Regions from separate parts of the Homo sapiens genome. Here region 1 is linked to region 2. Evidence: read pairs that join two places in POLR2A ChIA-PET (ENCODE). Cell type or tissue: PC-9. All regions are shown on one strand. Links, peaks and the distances in the headings refer to the core of each region. The heading gives the core; the rest is flanking DNA.

The links. ChIA-PET counts read pairs that join two places held together with the same protein. Peaks named below come from ENCODE experiments on the same cell type or tissue, not always from the same donor. Only the 100,000 strongest peaks of a DNase experiment are listed, where the experiment ranks them.
Region 1: POLR2A ChIA-PET joins it to region 2 with 5 read pairs; 3 of 35 experiments call an interaction of 5 or more read pairs at or near these places.

What each region holds. Positions count from the first base shown.
Region 1 is chrX:40,112,466-40,128,005 of GRCh38, forward strand. It overlaps a transcript of BCOR not described here. Among named protein-coding and RNA genes, the nearest start is that of BCOR, 22 kb to the left of the region's middle. In PC-9, for the core only: no CTCF peak of the experiment used is centred there; a DNase peak (open chromatin) is centred at 8,956; H3K27ac peaks cover 1,699 bases.
Region 2 is chrX:40,211,078-40,226,617 of GRCh38, forward strand. No RefSeq gene overlaps it. Among named protein-coding and RNA genes, the nearest start is that of LINC03099, 44 kb to the right of the region's middle. RefSeq lists an enhancer at 1-522. In PC-9, for the core only: no CTCF peak of the experiment used is centred there; no DNase peak of the experiment used is centred there.

The DNA of each region.
Region 1 (15,540 bases), core at 7,877-10,376, 95 kb before region 2:
ATAAGGTAGGCAGAGTTATTATGTACATTTTTTCCAGATGAGGAAACTATCAGAGAAGTTACTGAACATTCCTAGAAAATGGTGGTGCTAGGATTCAAATCCAGGCAGTCCTATCTTCAGAGTCCATGGTCCTAATCACTTTGCCACACTGCCTCGTTGGCATGTGTCTCGAACTCCTGACCTCAAGTAATCCACCCGCCTCTGCCTCCTAAAGTGCTGGGATTACAAGTGTAGCACCGCGCCCAGCCACAACTGAATTCTAAAAAGAGGAATTAATTTACAAATATTTGGGGGCATTTAATAAATGCCAGGCCTTGTAGCGGGTGCTAGGGAAACAGTGGTGAGCAGGACAAATGTCTCTTAGATAGAGAAGAGCTTTTCCTTTAGAACCTGCTCTTTGCTTTAACTCCCTTCCCCATCACAGAAAATGGCTCACCCACTCAGGTGCTTAAAGCAGAATCCTAGGGGGCCATTTTTGACCCATTTTCATTCATCTCCCCCTCACCTTCCTCCAGTCCACTGGCAAAGCTAACCCATTCTACTTCCAAATAGTCTATCTAGTAAGCCTACTTCTTCCCATTTTCCTACATCCACCTGAGGCCAGGCCACCATCTTGGGCCTGGATTATTATACAGGATGATTATTCTAGCAATCTCTGTGCTGCCACTTTTGCTATCCTCCAGTCCACCCGCAACGTGGCAGCTAGAAAGATCTTATTTATTTATTTATTTATTTATTTATTTATTTATTTTGAGACAGGATCAAGACCTCATCTCCACTTAAAAAAAAAGAGTAGTCAAGTGTGGTGGTGCACGCCTGTAGTCCCAGCTACTCAGGAGGCTGAGGTGGGAGGATTGCTTAACCCTGGAAGGTCCAGACTGCAGTGAGCCATGATTGCACCATTGCACTCCAGCCTGGGTGACAGAGGGAGACCATGTCTCAAAAAAAAAAAAAAAGTGTTGAATGTCACTACCCCACTAGTTCCCACTGCACTTAGAACAAAATCTAAATGCCTTAACAAGGCCACTTCATTGCTTGCCAGTGTTTAGCTCACCCTCTGAAGGCCAACCACACAGGCCTGCTATCAGCTCCTGAATAGGCTCTGCGGGTTGGTCCCTGGGAGGTCACCTCCCTCAGCAAGACCGTATCGTCCATAATGGTACAGTGTATCATCACCAGGTGCTAAGCTTGCATCAGTGTGCAGCGATGTACATATATCCATAATGTTCTCAGAATTTTGTTTCTGGCTGTATGTGCCCAGTGCCTAGCATGGTGCTCACCACATATTGATGAAAAAAAAATCTGATAAACAATAAATGAAGTATTGCATGCCTAATACTTTTTTTTTCTTTCTTTCTTTCTTTTTTTTTTGAGATAGAGTCTCACTCTGTTACCCAGGCTGGAATGCAGCAGCACGATCTCAGCTCACTGCAATCTCTGCCACCCGGGTTCAAGTGATTCTGCTGCCTTGGTCTCCTGAGTAGCTGGGATTACAGGTGTGTGCCACCAAGCCTGGCTACTTTTTGTGTTTTTAGTAGAGACAGGGTTTCACCATGTTGGCCAGGCTGGTCTCGAACTCCTGACCTCAGGTGATCTGCCCACCTCAGCCTCCCAAAGTGCGTGAGCCACTGTAGCCAGCCACTTAATACATTTTTGCTAACTGAATCGGTATTCTATATCCTGGCTAGAGAAGAAACCAGGTTCAAGAGAACAAGACAGTTGTGGAGAGGGTGCTATAGGAAAGGGGGTACCTGGACTGGTGGGGAGTGGCTCTGTAGTTCTGGTGAGGATTGGGGCAGAAGAAATTAGGAAAGTGAAGCATAAGGCTGGGGGAGACACTGTCTTTTGGGGAGGCCCGTGGGAGTATGGGACACCTGTGTACAGGTCTCTGTCGGCTGGAGGAGCCAAGTGACCTGGTGTGCATGCTGGTGGGGAGGCCTTGGGAGTCCTGTCCTTAACTAAGTCCTGCAGAATATCATCCCCAGGAGATGAGAAAGCCAAAAGGAAGACAAAACCCAAACCAGAGCCTTCTTAGAGTACTTTGCCTATTGCCAATCATTTGGTCCTTAACTTAGTGGCAGAAGATTGAGACTGTCTTTCTCCTTGAGACCCTAAGAAACCAGAAGTGTAGGTTCTTCTCACAGCTGACCCTGGGCAATTGGAGTTCTCTGAATTCCATGCCATTTGACCTCTAACAGTAACTGTGTCCCTGCGCTGTTTTTGATAGCAAAGCAAGTCTTTTAACAATGAATAATTCCTATGTGATAAAAATAGCTACTGTTTATTAAGGACCTTTGTTCATTTCAGTTACTTTATCAGGTACTTTTCCAAGTTATCTCACTCACACCCCAAAATAACCCTATGGCTTAGGTATTACCATTCACTTTTTTTTTTTTTTTTTTTTTGAGTTGGAGTCTCACTGTGTCGCCCAGGCTGGAGTGCAGTGGTGAGATCTCGGCTCACTGCACGCTCCACCTCCCGGGTTCATGCCATTCTCCTGCCTCAGCCTCTCATGTAGCTGGGACTACAGTCACCTGCCACCACGCCCGACTAATTTTTTGTATTTTTAGTAGAGACGGGGTTTCATTGTGTTAGCCAGGATGGTCTCAATCTCTTGACCTTGTGATCTGCCCACCTCGGCCTCCCAAAGTGCTGGGATTACAGGCGTGAGCCACTGCGCCAAAACACATGGCTAATCTAGGAGAGTGTGGCTACGGGGATTCTACCTGACTCCAAACCTAGGCTCTTTCCCATAGGGTATATTGTTTGTCTGTCATGCATATGCACTGTTTCCCCAAACCTTTAACTATTTCTGGGACCAGATCCTACATAGCTTCTGCAATTGCATCCTTCTGGGCCCATCCTGGCAACTCGCCAACTGCAGTAAGTATCATAAAAGGAGTTTCTTTCTTTCTGGGATCAGCAGGCCTCAGCTCATCTGTTGTGTTCACCATGGGAACCTAAGAATTGATCATCTGAATGAAGAGTTGCCTTCCTTCCAGGTAAGCCTTGAAAAAGTGTGGGGCCGGCCTGGGCTCGGTGGCTCACGCCTGTAATCCCAGCACTTTGGGAGGTGGAAGTAGGCGGATCGCTTGAGGTCAGGAGTTCAAGACCAGCCTAGCCAACATGGCGTAAACCTCGCCTCTACTAAAAATAAAAAAATTAGCTGGGTGTGGTGGTGCACGCCTGTGATCCCAGCTATTCAGGAGGCTGAAGCACAAGAATCGCTTGAACCCAGGAGGCGGAAACTCTAGTGAGCCGAGATCGCACCACTGCACTCCAGCCTGGGTGACAGAGTGTGACTGTGTCTCAAAAAAAAAAAAAAAAGTGTGGGGCCAAGATGTTCAAGGGAAGGACTTCCTCCCCAGAACAAATAGATTCTGTTTGAAAAATACCTGTACCTCCACCAATACTAAATTATGGCTCAATGTCTGGCGAGATTATAAGCTACCTTGCCCTTTCATATTCCTGGGCAACACTTTTCCCCGTTTTGAGCTTCCATAAAGACTACTCTTGTCCTTACCATGGGAAAAGGTAGTTCACGAAGGGATAACATGGGAAGAACTCATCACACAGCTCTTCTGAAGCAGAAGAGCTCTTGGGATTTGAGGAAAAGAGAGTCACTAATGTTCTTCAGCTCCTAGAAGAACAATAGCTAGAATTTATTAAGGGCTTTCTATCTGCCAGGCACAGTTCTAAACATTTTATACACATTAATAATCTCATGTCATATAGAAAACTGTCCTATATGGCTGGGCGCGGTGGCTCACGCCTGTAATCCCAGTGCTTTGGGAGGCCGAGGCGGGTGGATCACGAGGTCAGGAGATCGAGACCATCCTGGCTAACACCGTGAAACCCCGTCTCTACTAAAAATACAAAAAATTAGCCATGTGTGGTGGTGGGCGCCTGTAGTCCCAGCTACTCGGGAGGCTGAGGCAGCAGAATGGTGTGAAACCAGGAGGCAGAGCTTGCAGTGAGCTGAGATAGCGCCACTGCACTCCAGCCTGGGCAACGGTGCAAGACTCTGTCTCAAAAAAAAAAAACTGTCCTATAATAAAGGTACTATTATTATTCCCATTTCAGATGGGGAAACTGAGGCTTAGAGGATAATTAATTTGCCTGCTTGCCTGGAAGCTCACTGCCCATTCCCAAAGCCCAGACTTATTCATGCCGTCACAGCCCCTGCCATCACGGTGCAACACTAGCAACTAAATTTCGGACTTTCCAGGCACCTGTGGTCAGCTTCATTACTCTGCCAATTGCACAAGTTCATGCTAATTGGGTGCTTTATTTGGATCTGAAGGCAGTGGCCTTACTGCATCCTGGCATGCAAATGATGTCCCCTGAGGACACGATGGGCAATGAATTTGTCCTGCAGGTCCCTGTGAGAGGCCTTTTCTCTTCTGTAGCTTCCTAAGCAGAAGCTATGGATGATCCACAGACAGAAGGTGGTCATCTCTAACCTGTCCTGTGACAAAGCATGCTGGTCAGCCAGTGGATGCCCCCATCGGTTCCATGCCAGTGGCTGCACCGGGACCCCTGCTTGCAGGCACAGGGAACCCGGAGGAGAGAAGATCAGTTTCCAAGATAATTTAGGTTCAGTCTTTCTTCAAACCAGCCATTGTCCTCTGCTCTAGATCTGACACCGATGATTAATGCGCCTCGTATTTGAGTATTTCTTCTTTTCGGCTTCTTCCTTGCTTTGGGTTTTATTTTCCAGCTGCTGCCAGAGTTTCTCCTCAGAAGAGAGTAAATACAGACTGGAGCATTGCCCTTGGTGTTGCCCTGAAAGCGTCCCAGGTGTCAGATCGCACTGGGCCATTCCTGGAGTAGGTGATGTTACTGTTTAGAGTTCAGTGCTAACCCACCACCTCCACCAATCGAGACCTAAGCCGTTAATTATTCTGAAAATACCAAAAATAAAGATTGCAGGGAAGGCAATTAATAGGATCATACGGTCTATTCCTCATTTGTAATTACATATTATTATTTTTCTCCCTACTTTGTTCCAATAATGATTTAAGGCTGCTTCCAAAGATACACAAAACCCAGCAAAGATAAATAGAAGAAGTGGAATATGAATTATAATGTCATGCCTGCTCACAACATCTCTGCCCCATTCCACATAATAGAAGTGAATTCATAACGCCTTTCAAAAATGAGGTAATTCAGCTATTTTGGTGGCAACACTAGGCTCTTTGTAAAGTGAAAGGGTGGTACACGATCATGGAAAAACCATGGAGGGGACACTCGATCCCCTTTCTAATGCTTGCTTTCTTGGTGTGTGACCTTGGGCAAGTCGCTCACCCTCTCTGGACTTCAGCTTCTGAAACTCTCAAATGTCTCTGCCAATCCCTGAGGCTTCCTCCTCTTTCTGACGTCCAAGGGCACCATCAAGAAGGCAGAGGCCAGTACTACTGCCCTCTGGCATGAGGCTTCCTAGAACTACTATTCGAGAGATAGTTTCCCAGGAAGTATACTATGCTCGCACTCTTTCTCTCTCTCTCTCTCTCTCTCCACCCCCCCCACCCCTTTTCCTCCCTCCCTATCTGTCTTCTCTCTAACACACCACAGGCACAGAGAAGTCTTTCTGGATGACTGAGATAATAGAACTGAAATTGTCTCCTCCCCCAAGGCAAGGACCCCCCCTTTCAGGAAAGTGACTTTAAGGGTAGCACTGAGGGGATCTTTTTGGGAGGCGGGGAGTCACAACCCTTCTGACCTTTCTGTCCTCCCCTCAGGTGTGAGCTTTCACTTTCTTTCCTCTTCTTGCAGTTCAAGACATTCTTTTATTTATTTTATTTATTTTTTTCTGAGACAGAGTTTTGCTCTTATCCCCCAGGCTGTTGTGCAGTGGCGCGATCTCAGCTCACTGCAACCTCCGCCTCCCAGGTTCAAGTGACTCTCCTGCCTCAGCCTCCTGAGTAGCTGGGATTACAGGCGCCCACCGCCGCACCTGGCTAATTTTTTTTTGTATTTTTAGTAGAGATGGGGTTTTGCCATGTTATCCAGGCTGGTCTCGAACTCCTGACCTCAGGTGATCCACCCGTCTCGGCCTCCCAAAGTGCTGGAATTATAGGTGTGAGCCACTGTGCCCAGCCCAAGACATTCTTACAACCTGGCCGACTCTAGATCCAGTCTTATCTTCCCTTCACCCCCTCTTAACCGCATCTTCCACTTTTGTATCCAGGCAGCATCTAACACAATGCTTAGCATGTCATTTGCTTAAAACACCAATGCTGTCCTCTGCCCCACACAAAGTCTCCACTGACCCCCTAGTTCCTCTACTGAGTATTCCACAGGCTACAGGGGCCTCCTGAGACTGGGCCCTGATCCCTTGCCTCAGGTGGGAGGCTGCTTGGGAGACTCTGTTTTTGTTGTTGTTGAGACGGAGGCTCGCTCTGTTGCCCAGGCTAGAGTGCAGTAGTGCGATCTTGGCTCACTGCAATCTCTGCCTCCTGGGTTGAAGCCATTCTCCTGCCTCAGCCTCCCGAGTAGCTGGGATTACAGGCATGCGCCACCACGCCCAGCTAATTTTTGTATTTTTAGTAGAGACAGGGTTTTGCCATGTTGGCCAGGCTGGTCTCAAACTCCTCAGCTCAGGTGATCTGCCCACCTTGGCCTCCCGAAGTGCTGGGATTACAGGCATGAGCCATCACCCTTGGCCTGAGACTCTGTTTTTTAAGATGCAAGCACACACAACACCTTGCAAATGAAAAGAAGCCAGCCTCAAAAGAATATGCACAATAGGATTCCATTTACATCTAGTTTGGGTGTTGTTTTTTTTTTTTTTTTTGGTGGTGGTGCCGGTGGGGGGTGGACAGGGTCTCACTCTGTCACCTAGGCTAAAGTGCAGTGGCGCTTTGCCTATGTCAAGTTTTAAAGTGGGCAAAGGTTTTAATCTGAGTTGTTATAAGTCAGGATGGGCCAGGTGCAGTGGCTTGCTCCTGTAATCCCAGCACTTTAGGAGGCAGAGGTGGGTGGATCGCTTGAGCCCAGGAGTTCAAGCCCTGCCTGGGCAACATGGTGAAACCCCATCTCTACACAAACTACAAAAATAAGCTGGGTGTGGTGGGCGTGCTGTAGTCTCAGCTACTCAGGAGGCTGAGGCCGCAGTGAGCTGTGATCACAGCACTGCACTCCAGCCTGGGTGACAGAGTGAGACTCTGTCTCATTAAAAAAAAGAAGAGGAGTCAAGATGGAGTTATCCTTGGAGATGGGGAGCACAGTGGGACTCCTTGGGGGCTGGGAACACTGCAGGTTGATCTGGAAGCTGGTTACATGGGTGTGTTAAAATTCATCAAGCTGTACTCTCAGGATTTGTACACTTTTCTGTCTGTGTGCTGTACTTCCAGAAAATAAAAAATAGAAACTAAAAAAAAATAATAAACCAGGGAGGAATCAGTTTTAAAACTGCAATCACACTCTGGGCAGATGACCTGATAGCAGGAGTGTGGGGTTGCTCTGAGCCAAGTTGGGGGGTTGGGGGAGGGCAGTGTGCTGCTTCTAGAGACAGCAAGGAAGCAAATTTTGTTAATAAAATCACGTGAATAGAAGCAAACTTACTGCTCCACAGTTGGGGCGGGGGGAGGAGCGGGGTGAGAGTGATGCGCCAGGCAGATGTGCCGTATTGGAGGCTTGGCAGCACTTCATCATGGCAGCCCTAGGCATGGCCCAGGCTTCCAGAGTGAAAGCGTGGAGTTGGCAGCATTAACGGGTTGCCTAGGCCCCCACCCTGTCTTCCTCACCTTCTCTGCAGGAACTTCCACTCCAGCCTAAATTGGGTTTTCCGCTATGCCCGGAGCAGACACAGCCTTTCCCCATTGTGGCCCATGCATGTTCCCTGCAGGAATGCCCCTTCTCTCTTCCTCCCCTTAAAACTGCTTCTTCTCCCTGGTCCCCACCAACCACCTGGTTATACATTCCAGAAACCTGAGAATCACCCTTGACCTCTCCAATCCCTTCACTCCCCAAACCGACCCTTCACCAAATCCGTTTTCTTTTCTCTGCGCAGTTTTAGGAGTCCATCCATTTCCCCCACATCCAGCGCCCTGCACTGCCTAGCACAGCTTCTCACCTACGCCATGGCAATGGCCTCCTCACTGGGCCCCCTCCTCTGGCTCCTACCCCTCTGCAGTCCATGGCCCCCACAGCAGCCACCAGCCACAACCACACCCGCAAATAACCACTGCTGCTGGGTGCCAGGTGCTGCTCCAGGCTCCCGACACACCCCAGGAAACAAAACAAATACCTGTCCTCGGGGTACTTGTATTCCAGAAGGAGAGAGATGGGCGATAAGCAATAAAGGTAAGAGGTCACAAAATTACCATGGATGGTGGACAGTGATGTATGCCATGGAAAGAAAAGTGGGAGCAGGAAAGAAGCACCTGGAAGGCAGGGTGTGGGGAGAAGGATTTGCAGGATTAAGGTGCTCAGGGGAGGTCTCTTGGGAAAGTGAGATGTGAGCAAAGACTCAACGGAGCCGGGGGAGCAAGCCAAGATTTCTGAGGTGAGAGTTTTGCAGGCAGAGGCAAAGCCAGTGCAAAGGCCCTGTGGTAGGAGACTGCCTGCTGTGTTTAAGGAACAACCAGGATTCTAGGGTGGCCAGATTGCAAAAGAGGAAGAATGATCAGACAGGTAAAAGGGGGGCGGGGGTTGATCCTGCAGCCAGAGCGAGGGTGCTCCAGTGGCTTTCACTATTGAGATAAAGATGGAAGCCCTCAGCCACCCTACTGGGCCCTGCCCCTCAGACCTTGGCTCTGGGCTTCTGTTTCCAGCCCCTTCCCACATCCAGCCGTTGCCACCGGGAGCTGGCTTAGATTTGCGATCCCTCCACCCGCTTCACTTAGTCATTCACAACTCTGTTCAAACAGCACTTCCTCCAAGATACCTTCCCCAAACAGTCATCCAGACCAGTTTAGTGGCTCAGCCTCACCCTCTCAAACCACCCTGCCCTTCCTCTACGCCACAGGCCTCCCCAGTGCACAGCCATCTAGCGTTAAGGCTATAATTACTTCATTTGGTTCATTGCAAATTTGGCAGTTGTTTACTCTGTGCCAAGCACTGTCCTGGGTGCCAGGGCACCGTGGAGAACAGGACTGACAAGGTCCTTATCCTATGGGAGATGGACCATAAACAGAGCAAATAAGGTAACTTTAGATGATGACATGTGCCACACAGAAGATGAAACAGAGCAGTGTGGCTGAGAGTAGTGGGAGGGAAGGCAGTGTTAGCCAGGATGGCTTGGGAGGCCTCTTTGAAAAATTGAGCTGAGAAGGAACCAGCTGCATGAGTATGGGGGAAAGAGAGTTTCAGGTAGCCGAGCAACAAGTGCACAGGCCCTGAAGGAGGACCAACCTTGGACCACCTGAGGAAGAGAAGGACAGCCCACATGGCTGGAGCAGAATGGGCTCTCTCTCTCCAGCTGGAAACGGTGCTGCACACGATTCCAGATCCTCTCTGGTCTCTTTGTCATCGCATCCATCCCTTGGGCTTGCTGACCGTTGAAGCTCATGGCATTCATTGAATGAAGGTGTAGCCATCTCATTTCTGCCCAAACTTCGATCCTGCTTTCTCCATGAACTCTTCCCAGCCACTTCCAGCCCTCCAAGAACAGTCTCTCCTCTATACAAAAACCTCAGAGCCCTCACTTGAGATCTGGGGCTGGTCTACTTGGGGCCGGACACCCCTGGAAATGCTGTGAAAATGGTGGCCCTCGTGCACATGTCCACTTTGCCAGGGGTACATGCATCAGAGTCCCAGAGGGCCTCAGACACCCAAAATGTTGACGAAACAGGACTCCCAAACCCCTCACTCTGCAGATGAGGAAACTGAGGGCTAGAGGGTAGAATGTGTACCCTGGGCCTACCTGACTTTCTGTCAGGCTGCCAGCTGCCAGGCCACAAGAACTACCCCATCTGGCTGTGGGAAGCCAGCCTGGGGTCCCTTGTTGGCACTTGGTGTCTCGGAGACTGTTCCCTTCTGCATGGTTGTCCTTGTTTTGATCTGTTAACGCACAGTAAGTACCCCATGGTAGGTCAATGTCTTCCCTTCTCAGATTATTCCTTGAGGGCACGATCAGGTGGTTGGTTTTCTTTAATGTTATTTTACTCCTTACTTTGTGTCTGCACAATTCCTGCTGAGGGACTCCACAAGTACTGGCTGCCCAGTCGGCTCCTTCTTCCCATGCCCCAAGGACCATGGAAGCCGCCACTCGGGGCGTTAACTGGCTTGTGGTCAGGCCTGTGACTGGATATTCTTAGCAGCCTTCGGTCACCCATCCCGAAAATTTAAACTCCCCGGTCACTGGGGCTTAGATCTCTCCCCGCCAAGGGAGAGATGTTTTCTATAATATTTTCAGGCAGTCAGCTCAGTACAGAGCCGAGTGTGCTTTTGCCATCAAAGGCTTAAGCTTTGGGGGCAAGGCCGAGCATCACACTGTCGCTACCCACCACTGCCCCGGGCCTGCCTGACGAGCGGGACTGTTTGGAACTGCTTAGCATGATGGAAGCTTTTGGCCACATCAGAGCCGTTATCACATCTGACCTCGTTCCTGGGCCCTGGGGCAGCTCGGAGGCCTGGGAGTCTCGGGCACTTACTGGCCTTCCTGTAGAGATGTCCACTGTGGGTCAAATGGCAACTTAAAAACAGGCATGGGGATTAGAGATCTCCATTTGGGCCATTTCCTTAACCTGCTAGGTGAATTCCCCTTCTAAATGCAACTGTTTCTCTCACTTTCAAGGAGATACCATATTCGGCTTGCCATCAAGCTCTGTGTGCAGTGGCAGGGAGTGAGAACAAGGATTGAGAAGGGGTCTTAGGGACCCTCCAACAGAGCAATATGGAGGGGAGGGTGGTGTATAGTCAGTAGGGGTACAGCAGTCACTTAAGCACACTTTTTTTTTTTGAGACAGTTTCACTCTTGTCACCCAGACTGGAGTGCAATGGTGCGGCCTCGGCTCACTGCAACCTCCGCCTCCCGGGTTCAAGCGATTCTCCTGCCTCAGCCTCCCGAGTAGCTGGGATTACAGGCATGCATCACCATGCCCGGCTAAGTTTTTTGTATTTTTAGTAGAGACGGGGTTTCACCATATTGTCCAGGCTGATATGGAACTCCTGACCTTGTGATCCGCCCGCCTCGGCCTCCCAAAGTGCTGGGATTACAGGTGTGAGCCACCGCGCCCGGCCTTCTTTTTTTCTTCCACACTTTCTGATTTCTCTTGGGGTGGCTACATCTGCAGCTGTGTTTTTCCTCCATTTATCTGGCTCTGGAAGTGCAAGAGCACAGACTGGGAGGAGACGTGGGCTAGGGGAAGAGAAGGTTTCCTGGTTGTGTGTGTGTGTGTGTGTGTGTGTGCACGCGCGCACGCATAAGAGGGTTCAGAGGAAGCAGAAATGTTTCCTCTCTCCCAGCACTACCATTCCACCAATCCATAGCAAGCAAAACTCAGGCTGAATGTTCAAACCCCATGCTTTTAAGGATGCCACATGGTGAGAAAGGGCCACCATGTAATGAATCCTGGGAAAAGGCCAGGGCCCTTGGGAGCGGGAGAATGAGCACCAGAGAAGCTGATAGGAGAAACCTTCAGAATCCCCACTGGCCTCTTTGCAACTTTGGGAATTGAGAGAACTCAGGGGAATATGGTGAACTACGGACTTAAGCGGACCATAAAGATTTTGAACTATTGGTCAGGCAGGGTGGCTCATGCCTATAATCCCAGTGCTTTGGGAGGCTGAAGCAGGAGGATCGCTTGAGGTCAAGAGTTCACAACCAGCCTGGGAAACATAGCAAGACCCCATCTCTATATACATTTTTTTTTTTCTTTGAGACAGCATCTCACTCTGTCACCCAGGCTGGAGTGCAGTGGCACGATCTTGGCTCACTACAACCTTCACCTCCTGGGCTCAAGCAATCCTCCCGCCTCAGCCTCCCAAGTAGCTGAGACTACAGGCATGCATCACCATGCCTGGCTAATTTTCTTATTTTTTGTAGAGACGGGATTTTGTCATGTTGTCTGAAACTCCTGGGCTCGAGTGATCCGCCCACATCGGCTTCCCAAAGTGCTGGGATTACACACGTGAGCCACGGCACCTAGCCCTTACAATTTTTTAAAAAGGTTTTAAAATCAATTCTATTCCACAAACACTTCTTTTTGAGAGGGGGGTCTCACTCTGTCACCCAGGCTGGAATTCAGTGGCGAGATCATGGCCCACTGCAGACTTGACCTCCCGGGCTCAACCAATCCTCCCACCTCAGTCTCCCGAGTCGCTGGGACTACAGGCACACACCACCACCACCTGGCTAATTTTTTGGTATTTTTTGTATTTTCTCAAATTCCTGGGTTCAAGTGATCCACCTGCTTCAGCCTCCCAAAGTGCTAGGATTACAGGGCCACTGTGACTGGCCCACAAACCCTTCTGAAACACCCCTTACATATATGTACAGAGCTATGAAAATAAGTAAGACATACCCTTAAGGGAGGCCGCCCTGGGAAAGACATTCTAGGCATCTTGTGGGGAGTGTTGGGTCAGACAGAGGATGGAGGGGTGTGTGTGGCGTCGGGGGGGCGGGTTGGGGAGGAGGGCATAAAAGCACACGTGGCCAGCCTGCTTTGTCCTGTTCTGGAAGGCCATCCAGTCTGCTCAAGGGCAGCTGAACAAGTGGGAAGAGAGGTGGCAAAGGCAGATGAGGTGGTCCCTGCAGCCTGCTATGTGCCAGGAAGTGATGCATTGGGGCAGCAGCTCCAGCAGCTGCCTGGAGAAGGTGGTTGATTATGGGAGAAATTGACTGTGGAGTCTCACTCTGTCACCCAGGCTGGAGTGCAGTGGCGAGATCTCAGCTCAAGTCAACCTTTGTCTCCTGGATTCAAGTGATTCTCCCGCCTCAGCCTCCCTAGTAGCTGGGACTACAGGTGCACACCACCACGCCTGGCTAATTTTTGTATTTTTACTAGAGACGGGGTTTCACCATGTTGGCCAGGCTGGTCTTGAACTCTTGACCTCAAGTGATCCATCTGCCTCGACCTCCCAAAGTGCTGTGATTACAGGCATGAGCCACCACATCTGGACCTCTTCAGTCTCTTCTAATCACTACATTTTTCCTCCCTCACGCCCAACCAAGTGAGTGAGCCACCATGGAAATGTATCATCCAGCATCCCAGCTTCAACTCCTCCACCTGAAGCCCCAAACATTGTGAGCAGAGACAATCCATCCCTGCTGTACTTTATCTGAATTCCTGACCCACAGAAATCAAGAGATAGAATACATTGTTATTGTTGGTTTATGCCACTACATTTTTGGGCAACTTGTTATGCAGCATTAGATAACTAATATGGGGGTGGGTGAGTTCCCTCAGAGCTGTCACAGCTGAGTGTGTTCACAGAAGTTAATGGCAAGCCTAGAGGGCACATGTCTCACAGCCTCCAGGCAGACAGAAGAAGTCACTAAAGAATCATCTGGGAGTCGGCCAGGCGCGGTGGCTCACGCCTGTAATCCCAGCACTTTGGGAGGCCGAGGCGGGCGGATCACGAGGTCGAGAGATTGAGACCATCCTGGCCAACATGGTGAAACCCCGTCTCTACTAAAAAAAAAAATACAAAAATTAGCTGGGCGTGGTGGTGCGTGCCTGTAGTCCCAGCTACTCGGGAGGCTGAGGCAGGAGAATCGCTTGAACCTGGGAGGCGGAGGTTGCAGTGAGCCAAGATCGTGCCACTGCACTCCAGCCTGGCGACAGAGCGAGACTCCGTCTCAAAAAAAAAAAAAAAAAAGAATCATCTGGGGCTGGGTGGTGGCTCACACCTGTAATCCCAGCAGTTTGGGAGGCCAAGGTGGGCGGATCACCTGAGGTCGGGAGATCGAGACCAGCCTGGCTAACAGAGTGAAACCCCACTTCTACTAAAAATACAAAAAATTAGCTGGGTATGGTGGTGCATGCCTGTAATCCCAGCTACTTGGGTGCCTAAGGCAGGAGAATCGTTTGAACCTGGGAGGCAGAGGTTGCAGTGAGCCGAGATCGTGCCATTGCACTCCAGCTCGGGCAACAAGGCAAAATTCCGTCAAAAAAAAAAAAAAAGAAAAGAAAAGAAAAAAAACCACGAAAACAACAACAAAAAAGAATCATCTGGCTGGGCACAGTGGCTCGCACTTTGGGAGGCCAAGGTGGGCAGATGGCTTGAGCCCAAGAGTTTGAGACCAGCCTGGTCAACATGGCGAAACCCTGTCTCTACTGAAAATACAAAAATTAGCCGGGTATGGTGGCGTGCGCCTGTGGTCCCAGCTACCCAGGAGGCTGAGATGGGAGGATTGCTTGAGCCTGAGAGGTGGAGGTTGCAGCGAGCTGAGATGGCACCACTGCACTCCAGCCTGTCTCAAAGAAAAAGAAAAAAAAAAAAAAGAGGAGGTTAGGACACACACACACACACACATTGGGAAGAACATGTGAAGACACAACAAAGAAGGTGGCCATCTTCAAGCCAAGGAGAGAGATCTCAGAAGGAACCAACCCTGCTGACAACTTGTTCTTGGACTTGCAGCCTCCAGAACAGTAAGACAATATATTTCAGTTGTTTGAGTCACCCAGTGTATGTTACTTTGTTATGGCAGCCCCAGCAGACTAATCTAGGGTGGAATCTCCATCTCTTCCTCGAGGATCTGAGTTGGCATCATGACTTGCTCTGACCAATAGAATGCACCAGAAGTGACACTGTGTGACTTCTGAGGAGAAGCCTTAAGAGACTTTGTAGCTTCCTGCTTCACCCTCTCAGGCAGTTCTGAGGCTGCCACGTAAGGAAGCCAGTCTCACATACTTGAGGATGTGAGGCCACAGGGAGAAGAGTGACAGTTCACTGCAGCTGACAGCTGGCACCAACTGCCACACTGTTCATGAGGCCATCTTGGATCTCCCCACAGCTGTTGGCTAGCTGACTGCAGCTGCATGAGTAAACCCAGATGTAACCAGCAGAGGAACAGCCCAGCCAACTTACCCAATTGTGATAGAAGAAGAAATTGTTGCTTTAAGCTACTATGGTTTAGAGTGTTTTGTTACATAGCAATAGCAAACTGATATATCTCATTGAAATATACTCTAGAAGAGTTTCCATCCAAAAGTCTTAGAAGCAAGTCTGTTGACTAGGCAGTGGCTCACACCTGTGATCCTAGAACTTTGGGAGGCTGAGGCAGGATAATCACTTGAGCCCAGGAGTTCGACACCAGCCTGGGCAACATAGTGAGACCCTGTCTTAAAAAAAAAAAATTAAAATCTGGCCAGGAGTGGTGGCTCTCACCTGCAGTCCCAGCTACTGAGGAGGCTGAGGTGGGAGGATCACTTAAGCCCAGGAATTTGATGCTGCAGTGAGCTATGATCATGCCACTGCGCTCCAGAGCAAAACCTTGTCTCAAAATAAATAAATAAATAAATAAATAAATAAATAAATAAATAAATAAATTTAAAAAAAAAAGGCAGCAAGAATACTGGGGAAGAGGCCGAGCGCTGTGGCTCACGCCTGTAATCCCAGCACTTTGGGAGGCCGAGGCGGACAGAT
Region 2 (15,540 bases), core at 4,500-6,999:
CCTTACTTCCAAGACGGGGTGGCCAGGCAGAGGCGCTCCTCACCTCCCAGATGGGGCGGCGGTCGGGCAGAGACACTCCTCAGTTCCCAGACGGGGTCGCCGCCGGGCAGAGGCGCTCCCCACATCCCAGACGATGGGCGGCCGGGCAGAGACACTCCTCACTTCCTAGACGGGATGGCAGCCGGGAAGAGGTGCTCCTCACTTCCCAGACTGGGCGGCCGGTCAGAGGGGCTCCTCACATCCCAGACGATGGGCGGCCAGGCAGAGACGCTCCTCACTTCCCAGACGGGGTGGCGGCCGGGCAGAGGCTGCAATCTCAGCACTTTGGGAGGCCAAGGCAGGCGGCTGGGAGGTGGAGGTTGTAGCCAGCCGAGATCACGCCACTGCACTCCAGCCTGGGCACCATTGAGCACTGAGTGAACGAGACTCCGTCTGCAATCCTGGCACCTCGGGAGGCCGAGGCAGGCAGATCACTCGCAGTCAGGAGTTGGAGACCAGCCCGGCCAACACGGCAAAACCCCGTCTCCACCAAAAACTGCAAAAACCAGTCAGGTGTGGCGGCGTGCGCCTGCAATCCCAGGCACTCTGCAGGCTGAGGCAGGAGAATCAGGCAGGGAGGTTGCAGTGAGTGGAGATGGCAGCAGTACAGTCCAGCCTTGGCTTTCACAACTTTGGTGGCATCAGAGGGAGACTGGGGAGAGGGAGAGGGAGACGAGGGAGAGGGAGAGGGGGAGGGGGAGAGGGAGAGGATTTATTTATTTTTTTGAGACAGATTCTTGCTCTGTCACCCAGGCTGGAGTGCAATGGTGTGGTCTCAGCTCACCACAACCTCCACCTCCCGGGTTCAAGCCATTTTCGTGCCTCAGCCTCCCGAGTAGCTGGGACTACAGGTGTGCTACCATGTCTGGCTAACTTTTTCTTTTTCTTTTTTTTTTTTTTTTCCCAGTAGAGACGGGGTTTCACCACGTTGGCCAGGCTGGTCTTGAACTCCTGACCTCAGGTGATCTGCCCACCTTGGCCTCCCAAAGTGCTGGGATTACAGGCGTGAGCCACCGCATCCAGCCTCAGGCAGCCATCTTGAATTCTGAGGTGGCACAGAATGGTCAAATACCCACAGAGAAGAAACCTGGGTCCTTGAGTATCAGGTGAATGCTCAGGCCCTAACCCAGACCTACTGAATCAGAACCTCTAGAAATGTGGCCTAGACATTTATGTTTTAACAAGCCCATGGTGATTCTGATGCACTTTACAGTTTAAGAACCATCGCCTTAGAATTTTTTTTTTTTTTTTGAGACAGGGTCTCCCTCTGTCACCCAGGCTGGAGAGCAGTGCTGTCATCACAGCTCACTGTAACCTCAAAGTTGCAGGCTTAAGTGATCCTCCTGTCTCAGCCTCCTGAGTAGCTGGGACCACAGGTATATGCCACCATGCTGGGCTAATTTTTAAAAATTTTTGAGGCTGGACGCGATGGCTCACACCTGTAATCCCAGCACCTTGGGAGGCTGAGGCGGGTGGATCACCTGAGGTTAGGAGTTTAGGACCAGCCTGGCCAACGTGGTGAAACCCTGTCTCTAGTAAAAAATACAAAAATTAGCCAGGCGTGGGTGGCGGGTGCCTGTAGTCCCAGCTACTCAGGAGGCTGAGACAAGTGAATCGCTTTAACCCTGAAGGTGGAGGTTGCAGTGAGCCAAGATCACGCCATTGCACTCCAGCCTGGGTGACAAGAGTGAAACTTTGTCTCAAAAAAAAAAAATTTTTTTTTGTTGGACAGAGTCTCATTATGTTGCCCAGGCTGGTCTCAAACTCCTGAGATCAAGTGATCGTCCCACCTCGGCCTCCCACAGTGCCCAGCCTGCACTAGACTATTATTTTCCCATTAAGGTATTTTTTCAATAATTTTCTCCCAAAATCTATTAAGAAAAAGTATTGAGAACAAGGACACCATAACATTCCTTTGTTTTTTCTTCTACTTATTTTCTCCCATCAGGTTTAAGGGGAGATGCTGTCAACATCAATAAAATTATAAAAACATGTAAGTTATGTATGGGTGAGGCCAGGAATCATTAAAACATCAAATTTAGGACGAGCAAGAGACACACTGGTACTCCAAGCTAAGAACATCTGAGAATAAATCAAGTTGAGTACAAGGAGGACAGTGTGATGGTGAATTGTATGTCAACTTGACTGGGCCATGGGGTGCCCAGATATTTGGTGAAACCATAGCTAGGGGGGAGGTCTGTGAGTGTATGTTTCTGGATGATACATTTGAATGGGTAAACTGAGTCAAGCATATGGCCCCCCCCAATGTGGGTGGACCTCATTGAGTCAACTCAAGACCTGAATAGAACACAAAGGGTGTCTAAGAGGGAGCTTCACCGGCCTGACCGCCTGAGCAAAGACATCAGCCTTCTCCTACCCTCCCACTACACCATGAGCTCTTCTGGTTGTCAGGCCTTCAGACTCAGACTGGAACTGCACTACTGGCTTTCTTAGGTCTCCAGCTTGCAGTTGGCAGATCATAGGACTTCTTAGATTCTACAGTTGCGTGAGTCAATTCCTTATAATCTCCATCTCTCTCTCTGTATGTATGTATATATCTCAAATTGGTTCTTCTGAGAACCCGTACTAACACAGACAGGAAGGCAGTGTGGCAAAGAGCAAAGACCCAGGGAGCCCTGTATTTGAATTCTGGTTTTATCACTAACTACTTATGATATTGCTTAACCTTTTGAATCTCACTTTCTTCATTAGTAAAATGGAGCTAACCCTACCTTCTTTTCTAAGATTTTGACAAGACTAAAAGAGATAATGTTTGTAGAACACTTTACACAGGTTTTTAAATTTTTTTTTTAAATTTTAAATTTTTTGGAGACAGGGTCTCATTCTGTCACCCAGGCTGGAGTGCAGTGGGGCAATCATAGCTCACTGCAACCTTGACCTCCTGGGCTCAATTGATCCTCCCTCCTCAGCCTCCCGTGTAGCTGGGACCATAAGTGTGCACCACCATACCTGGCTAATTTTTTATTTTTATTATTTGGAGAGACAAGGTCTCACTTTGTTGCCCAGGCTGGCCTCAAACTCCCGGGCTCAAGTGATCCTCCTGCCTCAGCCTCCCAAAGTGCTGGGATTGCAGGAGTCAGCCACTGTACCCAGCTGATGATGGATATTCTTATGGTGGTGATGATAAGACCAGATCCATAGTGAATGAATATGGGAAGGAAAGACATATCCTGAATCTTTTTATTATTTTATTTATTTTTGATTAAGCGTACATTTGTTAGTAGTGCCCATCTACTTGGTTGTTGTAAAAATTGGGTGAGATCACTCAGTATAGTGATTGGTGAGATCACTTAATAGAATAAGCACTCATTTAATGGTACCTGCTCTAAACATGATCATCGTTACTACCATCATTATTATTACCTACCTGTCATATGCTGTTTAATCTTCACATAAGACACAATGATCAGGGAGTTCCCAGTCACAACATTACTAAGTGGCAGAATTTGAACCTGAGACCATTTGTCTCCAAAGTGCATGTTCTCCTTAGCTGAATCACTGAATTGTTTTAGATGTTGGTTCTTGGTTGGCATCTTTCTCAAAAGCCATGGGTAGGAGAGTCCATAATCTGTCTGACCTACTACCTTTGTTATTATTATGCATCATTGTATACTTATAGCGATGATGGGGGTGTGGTAGTCAGTCTCCAAGATGACCCCAGTGAGTCTTGTCTCCTGTCCTTGTGCAATCCCTTTTGACTCTGAATCAAGAAGCTATACTGAATCTATTGTGACCAACAGACTCCTGCAGATGTGCTGGTGTGTGACTTTTGTGGTAAGTTATAAAAAGCATTGAAGCTTTCACTTTGTTCTTGGATTGCTTGCTCTGGGGGAAGCCAGCTGCCATGTTGTTAGGGCACTCAAGCAGTCCTGTGGAAAGGCCCACAAGGGAGAAGAACCAACTTACCAGAAAAAAAAAAAAAATTAGCTGGGCATAGTGGCGTGCGCCTGTGGTCCCTGCTACTCATGCTACTCGGGAGACTGGGGCAGTAGGATCACTGGGGCCCAGGAGTTCAAGGCTGCAGTGAGCTATGATTGCACCACTGCACTCCAGCCTGGGCTGTTGACAGAGTGAGACCCCAGCTCTTAAAAAAAATGTTTAGGCTGGGCGCGGTGGCTCACGCCTGTAATCCTAGCAATTTGGGCGGCCGAGGCGGGTGGATCACGAGGTCAGGATATCGAGACCATCCTGGCTAACACGGTGAAACCCCGTCTCTACTAAAAATACAAAAAATTAGCCGGGCATGGTGGCAGTTGCCTGTAGTCCCAGCTATTCAGGAGGCTGAGGCAGGAGAATGGCGCGAACCCGGGAGGTGGAGCTCGCAGTGAGCCGAGATAGCGCCACTGCACTCCAGCCTGGGCGACAGAGTGAGACTCCATCTCAAAAAAAAAAAAAAGTTTATACATTGTAATTGGTTGATATATATGTCTCTTCAGTCTCTCTTTTTCTTTTCTTTTCTTTTTTTTTGTGACAGAGTCTCGCTCTGTCGCCCAGGCTGGAGTGCAGTGGCGTGATCTCGGCTCACTGCGAGCTCCACCTCCCGGGTTCACGCCTTTCTCCTGCCTCAGCCTCCCGAGTAGCTGGGACTACAGGTGCCCGCCACCGTGCCTGGCTAATTTTTTGTATTTTTAGTAGACGGGGTTTCACCATGTTAGCCAGGATGGTCTCAATCTCCTGAAAGTGCTGGGATTACAGGCGTGAACCACGGCGCCCGGCCTCTTTTTTTTTTTTTTTTTTTTTTTTTGAGACAGAGTCTCATTCTGTCACCCAGTCTGGAGTGCAGTGGTGTCATCTTGGCTCACTGCAACCTCCATCTCCTGGGTTCAGGTTATCCTCCTGCCTCAGCCTCCCTAGTAGCTGGGACTACAGGTGCATGCCATCACACCTAGTTAGTTCTTGTATTTTTAGTAGAGAGGGGGGTTTCACCATGTTGGCCAGGCTGGTCTTGAACTCCTGACCTCAGGCGATCCACCCTCCTCAGTCTCCCAAAGTGCTGTGATTACAGGCATCAGCCACCATGCCTGGCCCTCTTCAGTCTCTTCTAATCACTGCATTTTTCCTCCCTCACACCCAGCCAAGTGAGTGAGCCACCACAGAAATGTATCATCCAGCATCTCAGCTTCAACTCCTCCAGCTGAAGCCCCAAACATTGTGAGCAGAGACAATCCATCCCTGCTGTACCTTATCTGAATTCCTGACCTACAGAAATAAAGAGATAGAATACATTGTTACTGTTGGTTTATGCCACTACATTTTTGGGCAACTTGTTATGCAGCATTAGATAACTAATATGGGGGTGGGTGAGTTCTGTCAGAGTTGTCACAGCTGAGTGTGTTCACAGAAGTTAGTGGCAAGCCTAGAGGGCACATGTCTCACAGCCTCCAGGCAGACAGAAGAAGTCACTAAAGAATCATCTGGCCGGGCGGTGGGTCACACCTGTAATCCCAGCACTTTGGGAGACCGAGGTGAGTGGATCACTGGAGATCAGGAGTTTGAGACCAGCATGGCCAACATAGTGAAACCCCATCTGTACTAAAAATACAAAAATTAGCCGGGCGTGGTGGTGGGCATCTGTAGTCCCAGCTACTCGGGAAGCTGAGGCAGGAGAATTGCTTGAACCTGGGAGGCGGAGGTTGCGGTGAGCTAAGATCGCGCCACTGCACTCTAGCCTGGGTGACAGAGCGAGAATCCATCTCAAACAAAACAAAACAACAAAAAAAGAATAATCTATTTCCCTTGAATAAGTTCCCATTACCATGTTACTTAAGCTTACTTTTAAAAATCTAAGTATTACACAAGATTTTAAGATATTGTCTACAGCCTTGGCAACATAGTGAGACCCTGTCTCTACAAAAGAAAAAAAATGAAAAAATTAGTTGGGCATGGTGGCATGTGCCTGTATTCCCAGCTACTTGGGAGACTGAGGCAGAGGATCACTGAAGCCCAGGAGTCCGGGGCTGTAGTGAGCCATGATTGCGCCACTGCACTCCGGCCTGGGCAGCAGAGTGAGACTTTGTCTAAAAAAAAAAAAAAAGTGATTGTCTAAATAAGAAAACCTAAAGATACTTGAGAACTAATTTGTAATTAAGTTGTAGCCTCAGGAGACCAAAGCCCTAGATTTGTATTTGTATCAGTTAGGATTAGTTTGGGATACAAGGGACTGGAAACTCCGAATAACAGGGCTTTAGAAAGAGAGTTTATTTCTTTCTTTCTAAAGAGAAGTCCAGAGTAGGCAGCCCAAAGCTGGTAGGGTGGCTTCAAAAAGTTGTCAGAGACTCAAACTCCTTCAGTCACGTGGCTCTGACATTCTCAGCAGGGGCTGTAGCTCATGACCCAAGATGGTTGCAGAACTCCAGTTATTGCACTTGCATTCCAGCCAGCATGAAGGAGGAAGGGATAAAAAAGGATGCACAGGATCTTCATTTAAGGACACTTTCTGGAAATTGCACCTGAAGTTTTTGCTTGCATCCCATTGGCCAGAATTTAGTCTCATGGCCACACCCTGGCATTTAGAGTCTCACTAGGCTATTGGCTGGAGGCTGTCCTTAGCTCCTTGAGGCCACGTGGGATTTCCCCACATGGCTGCTTGCTACCTCAAAGCCAGCTAAGGAGAGAGAGACTCCATCTCTCCCAAGGATGCAAGGGACGTGGGGAAGTATAGTCTTTGCTTCAACAGCTTTCTTTCTTCCTTCTTTTCTTTTCTGAGCTTTGTCGCCCAGACTGGAGTGCAGGGACATGATCTCAGCTCGCTGCAGCCTCAACTTCTTGGGCTCAGGTGATTCTCCCACCTCAGCCTCCTGTGTAGCTGGGACACAGGCATGTGCCACCACATCGTGCTACTTTTTAAAATTTTTTTGTAGAGATGGGGTCTCATTTTGTTGCCCAGGCTGGTCTCGAACTCCTGGGCTCAAGCGATCCTCCCACTTTGGCCTCCCAAACTGCTGGGATTATAGACACAAGCCCCCACGCCCGGTCGACAGCTATGTTTCTAGAATGGATACTGGGGGACTCGGAGTTCATACTCCCACATTATATCAGTAGGGATTAGTTTCAACTGTGCATGATTGAAAACCCTAAATAACAATGGCTTAAACGAGATAGAAATCTAGTCACATAAAAGTCTGAGGAAGGCAATCCAAGACTGATATGGTAGCTCTTCTTTATGCAATGCTTCCAGATTCAGACATTTTCTACATCCTTCTAGGAATCTGTGGTGCGTGTCCTCCATTCCTAAGGTCATCCTATGGTTCAGTGGTTAAACATGCTGCTCAGGCTCCAGCCAGGACTTGCTACATAAATTGTGGGGCCTGGTGCAGAATGAAAATGCAGAGCCCCTTGTTTAAAAGATTATTAAAGCCGGGCGAGGTGGCTCATGCCTGTAATCCCAGCACTTTGGGAGGCCGAGGTGGGTGGGTTACCCGAGGTCAGGAGTTCAAGACCAGCCTGGCCAACATGGTGAAACCCCCCCTCTCTACTAAAAATACAAAAAATAGCCGGGCATGGTGGTACATGCCTGTAATCCCAGCTACTCCGGGGGCTGAGGCAGGAGAATCACTTGAACCCAGGAGGCAGAGGTTGCAGTGAGCCAAGATCGCGCCATTGCACTCCAGCCTGGGCGAGAGAGTGAGACTGTCTCAAAAAAAAAAAAATCATTAAGAATTTCAGGCTGGGTGCGGTGGCTCACACCTGTAATCCCAGCACTTTGGGAGGCTGAGGCGGGCAGATCACGAGGTCAGGAGATCGAGACCATCCTGGCTAACACGGTGAAATCCCGTGTTTACTAAAAGTACAAAAAAAATTAGCCAGGCATGGTGGCGGGTGCCTGTAGTCCCAGCTACTCGGGAGGCTGAGGCAGGAGAATGGCATGAACCCGGGAGGCAGAGCTTGCAGTGAGCCGAGATCGTGCCACTGCATTCCAGCCTGGGCAACAGAGCGAAACTCTGTCTCAAAAAAAAAAAAAAAAGAATTTCAGTACAGTAGCAGAGCTTTCAACCAAACACAGGGACCTTTTGAGTGTGGTGCCCTGTGTGGCTTATGCACCCACGTAGTTGGCCCTGTCATTCCAGCCAGGAAGGAGAAAGGAACTAAGATCACTGTGGCAGTAGCACGTGGCTACAGGCCACATCTTGCAGAGCACCTTCTGTGGAAACAAAGGGAAAATACACTCACTGCTATTGTTTTTGCCTATGCAGCTTCCATTCCCCCTCCCTTTGGTAACAGTACCTCTTCCCTTTCTTCATCACTGCACAACAAATACTCTAAAACTTAGTGGCATATAATAACCAAAATACCAACTGATGAATTCTGACGGTCAGGAATTTGGCAAAGGCTTGGAGGGGAGAGTTTGGTTCTTTCCCATGATGTCTGGGACTTCAGCTGAGAGAAGTCGAACAGCTGGGCCTGCAGGATCTGCTTCCAAGATGGTGTCTTCCTTCCTGGCTAAAGGTCCGACTCAGCTGTGACTTTTTTTTTTTTTTTTTTTGAGACAGAATCTCACTCTATCACTCAGGCTGGAGTACAGTGGTGTGATCACAGCTCACTGCAACCTCCACCTCCCAGGTTCAAGCAATCCTCCCACTTCAACTTCCTGAGTAGCTGGGATTACAGGTGTCCGCCACTGCACCCAGCTAAGTTTTTGTATTTTTTGTAGAGATGGGGGAGGGGGTGGTCTCTTCATGTTGCCCAGGCTGGTCTCAAACTCCTGGGCTCAAGCAATCCACCTGCCTCAGCCTCCCAAAGTGCTGGGATTACAGGCGTGAGCCACAGCGCCTAGCCTCAGCTGTGACCACTGACCAGAGCACCTGCATGTGCCTTCGTCAGGAGGGCAGTCTCATCAGGTCTTCATCAGGAGGGCTAGAAGGACATATTCGTTTCCCAGGGCTGCTGTAACAAAGTACCACAAACTGGGTGGCTTCAAACAACAAAAATTGATTCCCTCACAGTTCTGGCAGCTTGAAGTCCGAAATCAAGGTGTCAGCGGGGCCATACTCCCTCCAAAGCCTCTAAGGGAGGATCTTTCTTTACCTCTTTCTGCTTCTGGTAGTCCCAGGCATTCCTTGGCTTGTGGCAGCATCACTCCATTCTCTGCTTTCATCTTTGGATGGCATTCTCTCTGCAGCACATGACATTCTCTCTCTCTCTGTCTCTCTGTGTGTGTGTGTGTGTCTGCATGCAAATTGCCCTGTTCTTATGAGGACACTAGTCATATTGGATTAACGGCCCACCTTACGCCAGTGTAACCTGGTCTTAGCTGGTCCCAGCTGTACCTGTACCCACTGTTTCTTTTTCTTTCTTTCTTTTTCTTTTCTTTTCTTTTTTTTTTTTTTTTGAGACAGAGTCTGCTCTGTCACCCAGGCTAGAGTGCAGTAGCACGATCTCAGTTCACTGCAACCTCTGCCTCCCAGGTTCAAGCACTTCTCCTGCCTCAGCCTCTCGAGTAGCTGGGACTACAGGCACGTGCCACCATGCCCGGCTAATTTTTGTATTTCTAGTAAAGACAGTGTTCTGCCATGAGGTCCGGGCTGGTCTCGGACTCCTGACCTCAGGTGATAGGCCCACCTGGGTCTCCCAAAGTGCTGGGGTTACAGATGTGAGCCAGTGAGCCTGGCCTACCCACTCTATTTCTAAGTGAGTTCACATTCTGAGGATTAAGACCTCACTATATCTTTTAGTAGGGCACAATTCAACCCATAACAAAGGAGTTCTTACTTAGGACTGCAAGAGAGTAAGTGTCCCTCCAAACAAGGCAGAATCTGTATGGCCTTTTCTTACCCAGCTTTGGAGCTCTGCTGTTGGTGGAAGCAGTCAGAATTCCATCCATCAGGGGCAGGTGTCCTAGCTTGCTCCTGCTGCCGTAACACAATACCACAGGCTGGGTGGCTTAAGCAACAGATAGTAATTTTGTCACAGTTCTGGAAGCTAGAAGTCCAAGGTCAAGGCGCTGTCAGGATTGGTTTCTGATGAGGCCTCTCTTCCTGGCTTATAGATGGCCGCCTTCTCACTGTGTCGCCATACGGCCTTTCCTGTGTCGCCACACGGCCTTTCCTGTGTGCATGCAGAGAGAGATCTCTCTGGTGTCCTCCTCTTCTCATAAGGACACCAGTCTTATTGGATTAGGGCCCCATCCTATGACCTCATTTAACCTTAAATTATCTCCTTAAAGGCCCTATCTCCAAATATAACCACACTGGGAGTTAGGGCTTCAACATATAAATTTGAGGGAGTTGTGCAAATCAGTCCATAGCAGCAGGGGCCATAGACCTGACCTCTTGATGGCAGAGGTGTTAAAGAATTTGGGCCGTATTTTACAACTGTCGTGGTCCCTTAATTTTCCTCTAGGAAACCATCCTTCCCCCCTTCAATCCACATGCTTTGATCAGAGCTTATTTCTATTCTACCTCTCAGAGTGAGCTATGTATCCTGGTTGGTCAATTAAAGTATCACATTCCCATGGCCACAGTGATAGTTTCTGAGATGGGTATGTGACCTTGATTGGTTCAGTTGCCCACAACAGACACAATTCCAGTTAGTTTAAATAGTGTATCAGTTGCCTATTGCAGCATAAGAGATCACTCCCAAAACTCACTGGCCTAAAACAACCACCATTTATTTAGCTCATGGTTCTGCTTGGACTGCACCAGGCTGGGTAGATCTCAGCTGGTCTTATTCATGTGGCTCTGTGTAATTGGCAGGTTGGTTGGGACTGGCTAGTCCCAGATGGCCTCACTCACATATCTGGAGGTTGGTTGGCTAGCAGCTGGGGTGACTATGCCATGCGTCTCTCATCTTCCAGCAGGCTAGCTCTGGCATATTCACACATTAGTAGTGTTCCAAGAATGGCAAGTGCGCAAGCCCCTATGCACAAGCACTTTTCAAGGCTCTACTTTGGTCACTTTATTAATACTTTGTTTACCAAAGGAAGTCTCATGGCCCACACAGATTTAAAGGGTGGTGGTGGAGGATTTGATAGACAGATGTTTAGAGTGCTCCATGATTCCCCTCCTGGAATTCATGCCCATACATAAACTTCTCTCCTTCAGTGTGGACACAACCTGTGACTTGCTTCTAAGCAATAGAATACGGCAAAGGTGATGGGATGTAGGTGATTATGTGGCTACATTATAAAAAAGTGTAGCACCATCTTGGTGCAGTCTCTCACTCCTTTGCAGGTTTTGAGAAAGCAAGCAGCCATGTTGGTAAATTCCATGTGGCCTCAAGGAGCTTCAGGGCAGCCTCCAGACAACAGCTGCAAGAAACTGAAGTCTGGCTGGGCACCGTGGCTCATGCCTATAAACTCAGCACTTTGGGAGGCCAAGGCAGGAGGGGAGATCACTTCAGCCCAGGAGTTTGAGAGCAGCTTTGGCAACATAAGGAGACCCCGCCTCTACAAAAAGTTTAAAAATTAGCCAGGTGTGGTTGTGCACACCTGTACTTCCAGCTACGGAGGAAGCTGAGGTGTGAGGATCACTTGGGCCTAGGAGGCCCACTGCAGTCCAGCCTGGATGACAGAGTGAGACCCTGAGAAGGAAGGAAAGAAGGAAGGAAGGAAGGAAGGAAGGAAGGAAGGAAGGAAGGAAGGAAGGAAGGAAGGAAGGAAGGAAAGAAGGAAAGAAGGAAAGAAGGAAGGAAGGAAGGAAGGAAAAGAGAGAGGAGGGGAAGAGAGGGAGAGAGAGAAAGAGAGAGAGAGGGAGAGAGAAAGAGAGAAAGAAAAAGAAAGAGAGAAAGGAAAAGAAAGAGAGAAAGAAAAAGAAAGAAAGAAAAAGAAAGAAAGAAGGAAAGAAAGCAAGCCCTACAACCATGAGGAACTGAAATCTGCCAACAACCAATGATCTTGGAAGCAGATCCTTCCCCAGTCAAGCCTCAGATGAAAACACAGCCCCAGCCAACATCTTAACTGCAGCTTTGTGAGACTCTAGGCAGAGGCCTCATCTGAGCTGTGCCCAGATCCCTTAACCACAGAAATGTAGGTTGTTCTAAGCTGTTAAGTTTGTGGCCATATTGTTACACAGCAACAGATAACTAATACAGAGGGCAAGACTCTGTGGCTATTTTTGTTATGTGAGTCGATTATTACGTTGTCTGTACTTTATGGATTAGTAGGCTTGGGCTGCCATAACAAAATACCACAGACTGGGTAGTTAAGCAACAGATATATGTTTTCTCATAGTTCTGGGGCTGAACATATAAGATCTATGTCCTGGCAGGGTTGGTGTCTGTGAGGCCTCTCTTCCTGGTTTGTAAACGGCTTCCTTCTTTATGTATCCTCACATGGCCTTTCCTGTCTGTGAGTTTGGAGAGAGACAGCTCTGTAGTGCCTCTTCCTCTTCTTAAGGACACCAGTCCTTTTGGATTAGGGCCCCACTCATAACCTCATTTCATCTTTTTTTTTTTTTTTTTTTTTTTTGAGACGGAGTCTTGCCCTGTCGCCCAGGCTGGAGTGCAATGGCACCACCTCAGCTCACTGCAACCTCCGCCTCCTGGGTTCAAATGATTCTCCTGCCTCAGCCTCCCGAGTAGCTGGGATTACAGGCGCCTGCCACCAAGCCCAGCTAATTTTTGTATTTTTAGTAGAGACAGGGTTTCACTATATTGGCCAGGCTGGTCTTGAACTCCTGACCTTGTGATCTGCCTGCTTTGGCCTCTCAAAGTGTTGGGATTACGGGCGTGAGCCACCACGCCCGGCCAGCCTCATTTCATCTCAATTACTTCCCTAAAGGCCCTGTCTCCAAATGCAGTCACATTGGGGTTAGGGTTTTAACCTCTGAATTTTGGAGTGACATAGTTCAGTCCATAATGAAGTACTTCAGTGTAGATTGTGCGATATGTATGTATATTTTTGTTGTTTTAATGTATACTGTAGAAGAGGTGAGTTAACACTAAAATATCCTAATGAAGAATGCTTAGTTAGCATCTGAAAAGCTCAAATCAGAAATCCACACTTCAAAGACAGCTACCAGAAGCACATTAGCTACCTAAATCTATACCATAGGGTTGCCAGGCATGGCAGCTCATGCCAATAATCCTAGCTACTCAGGAGGCTGAGAGGCAGGGGGGTCTCTTGAGGCCAAGAGTTCAAGACCAGCCTGGGCAACATAGCAAGACCCCATCTCTCAAATACACAAATAGATAAATCTATGCCAGTAGGTTCACCAAATAGCATAAAGAATGTTAGAAATAGGCTGGGTGCGGAGGCTCACGTCTGTAATCCCAGCACTTTGGGAGGTCAAAGCGGGTGGATCACGAGGTTGGGAGATAGAGACCATCCTGGCTAACACGGTGAAAACCTCTCTCTACTAAAAAAAAAATACAAAAAATTAGCCGGATGTGGTGGCACGTGCCTGTAGTCCCAGCTACTCAGGAGGCTGAGGCAGGAGAATTGCTTGAACCTGGGAGACGGAGGTTGCAGTGAGCCGAGATTATACCACTGCACTCCAGCCCGGCAACAGAGCGAGACTCTGTCTCCAAAAAAAAAAAAAAAAAAAGAATGTTAGAAATAAATATTCATTGATAAAACAAGTGGCATTCAAGACATGGGGATTGACTTAAAATACTGTACTACCACGTCTGCAATTATCAGAAGCAGATCTATGAATCTAGCACACCAAACACTCTCAGGAGTCATGTTCCAGGCCACAGATTTTGTTTACTCCTTTGGCCTGCCATCCAACAGAAGACATTGAACCTGTTCTAACTGGAGGGTTAGTTGAATCCTGCTACTTAAATATTGTCACATCTATGCCCAGTGTACCTTTCATGCAAGGTACTTGTTGGCATGCCTAAGGGCAGAGACTTGGCACTTCACTAAGTTACAAGAGCATATTGCATGACTGTTTTTGTGCCAGTTTGTAAGAAATGTTATTACGTGTGACTGCTAATGCTGTTGGAGGCTGGCTATAATTTTTTTTTTTTATTTTTAACTTTTTTTTTTTTTAGAGACAAGGTCTCACTCTGTTGTGTAGGCGTGATCATAGTTCACTGCAGCCTCAACTTCCTGTGCTCAAACAATCCTCCTGCCTCAGCCTCCCAAGTAGGTGGGACCACAGATGCATGCCACCACATACAGCTTTTTTTTTTTTTTTTGAGACAGGGTCTCACTCTGTAGCTCAGGCTGGAATGCAGTGGTGCAATCATGGCTCACTGCAGCGTCAATCTCCCCAGCTCAAGTGATTCTCCCATTTCAGCTTCCCGAGTAGCTGGGACTGTAGGCACATGCTACCACACCCGGGTAATTTTTTTATTATAATTTTTGTATTTTTTCGTAGAGATGGGGTTTCGCCATGTTGCCCAGGCTGGTCTCAAACCCCTGGACTTAAGTGATCCGCCCACCTTGGCCTCCCAAAGTGCTGGGACTACAGGCGTGAGCCACCATGCCCAGCCTTGGTTATGATCTTTTGAAAAATGATTTTTAACATAACACCTGGCAGTGAGGTTGTGAAGGACAGGACAAATAGCCCTTACCTTGCTCTAGACCAGGGGCTCTTAACCTGAGGTTCAAGGATAGAATTCATGGGGCAAAATGACATCTTCATTTTTACTAGCCTCTAAGTGAAATTTGGCATTTCCTTCTATTACAAGTGTAGGCAACAAACCACAGTAGTATTAGCAGTACCTGTGAATTTGTCCCTGATCAAAATCATATTCCTGGCCAGGTGTGGGGGCTCACGTCTGTAACCCCAGCACTAAGGGAGGTCGAGGCGAGTGGATCACTTGAGATCAGGAGTTCGAGACCAGCCTGGCAAACTGGTGAAACCCTGTCTCTACTAAAAATACAAAAAAAATTAGCTGGGCGTGGTGGTGCACTTATAATCCTAGCTACTTGGGAGACTGAGGCAGGATAATCGCTTGAACCTGGGAGGCAGAGGTTGCAGTGAGCCAAGATCTCACCACTGCACTCCAGCCTGGGCGACAGAGCAAGACTCCGTCTCAAAAAAAAAAAAAAAAAGAAATATCATTTATGCTCATCAACACTATGAAATGACTGTAGTTATTAGACCAGCTATAGGATTTTGTTATTGAACGATTTAATAAAACAGCACCTATCTTTCTAATATATCACAACTTTTTTTTTTTGAGATGGAGTCTCACTCTGTCACCCAGGCTGGAGTGCAGTGGCAAGATCTCGGCTCACTGTAAGCTCTGCCTCCCGGGTTCATGCCATTCTCCTGCCTCAGCCTCCCGAGTAGCTGGGACTACAGGCGCCCGCCACCACGTCTGGCTAATTTATTTTTTTGTATTTTTTTAGTAGAGACAGGGTTTCACCGTGTTAGCCAGGATGGTCTCGATCTCCTGACCTCGTGATCCACCTGCCTCGGCCTCCCAAAGTGCTGGGATTAGAGGCGTGAGCCACTGCGCCCGGCCTCACAACTTTGTTTTAATAATTTGATAATGCTTTCAATGTCACCGGTTTCCTTTGTAATCCGATATATTTATTTATGGATAAGGACTGGATTCTGGAGGCTTCTGCTGTTCATCAGATAGCCC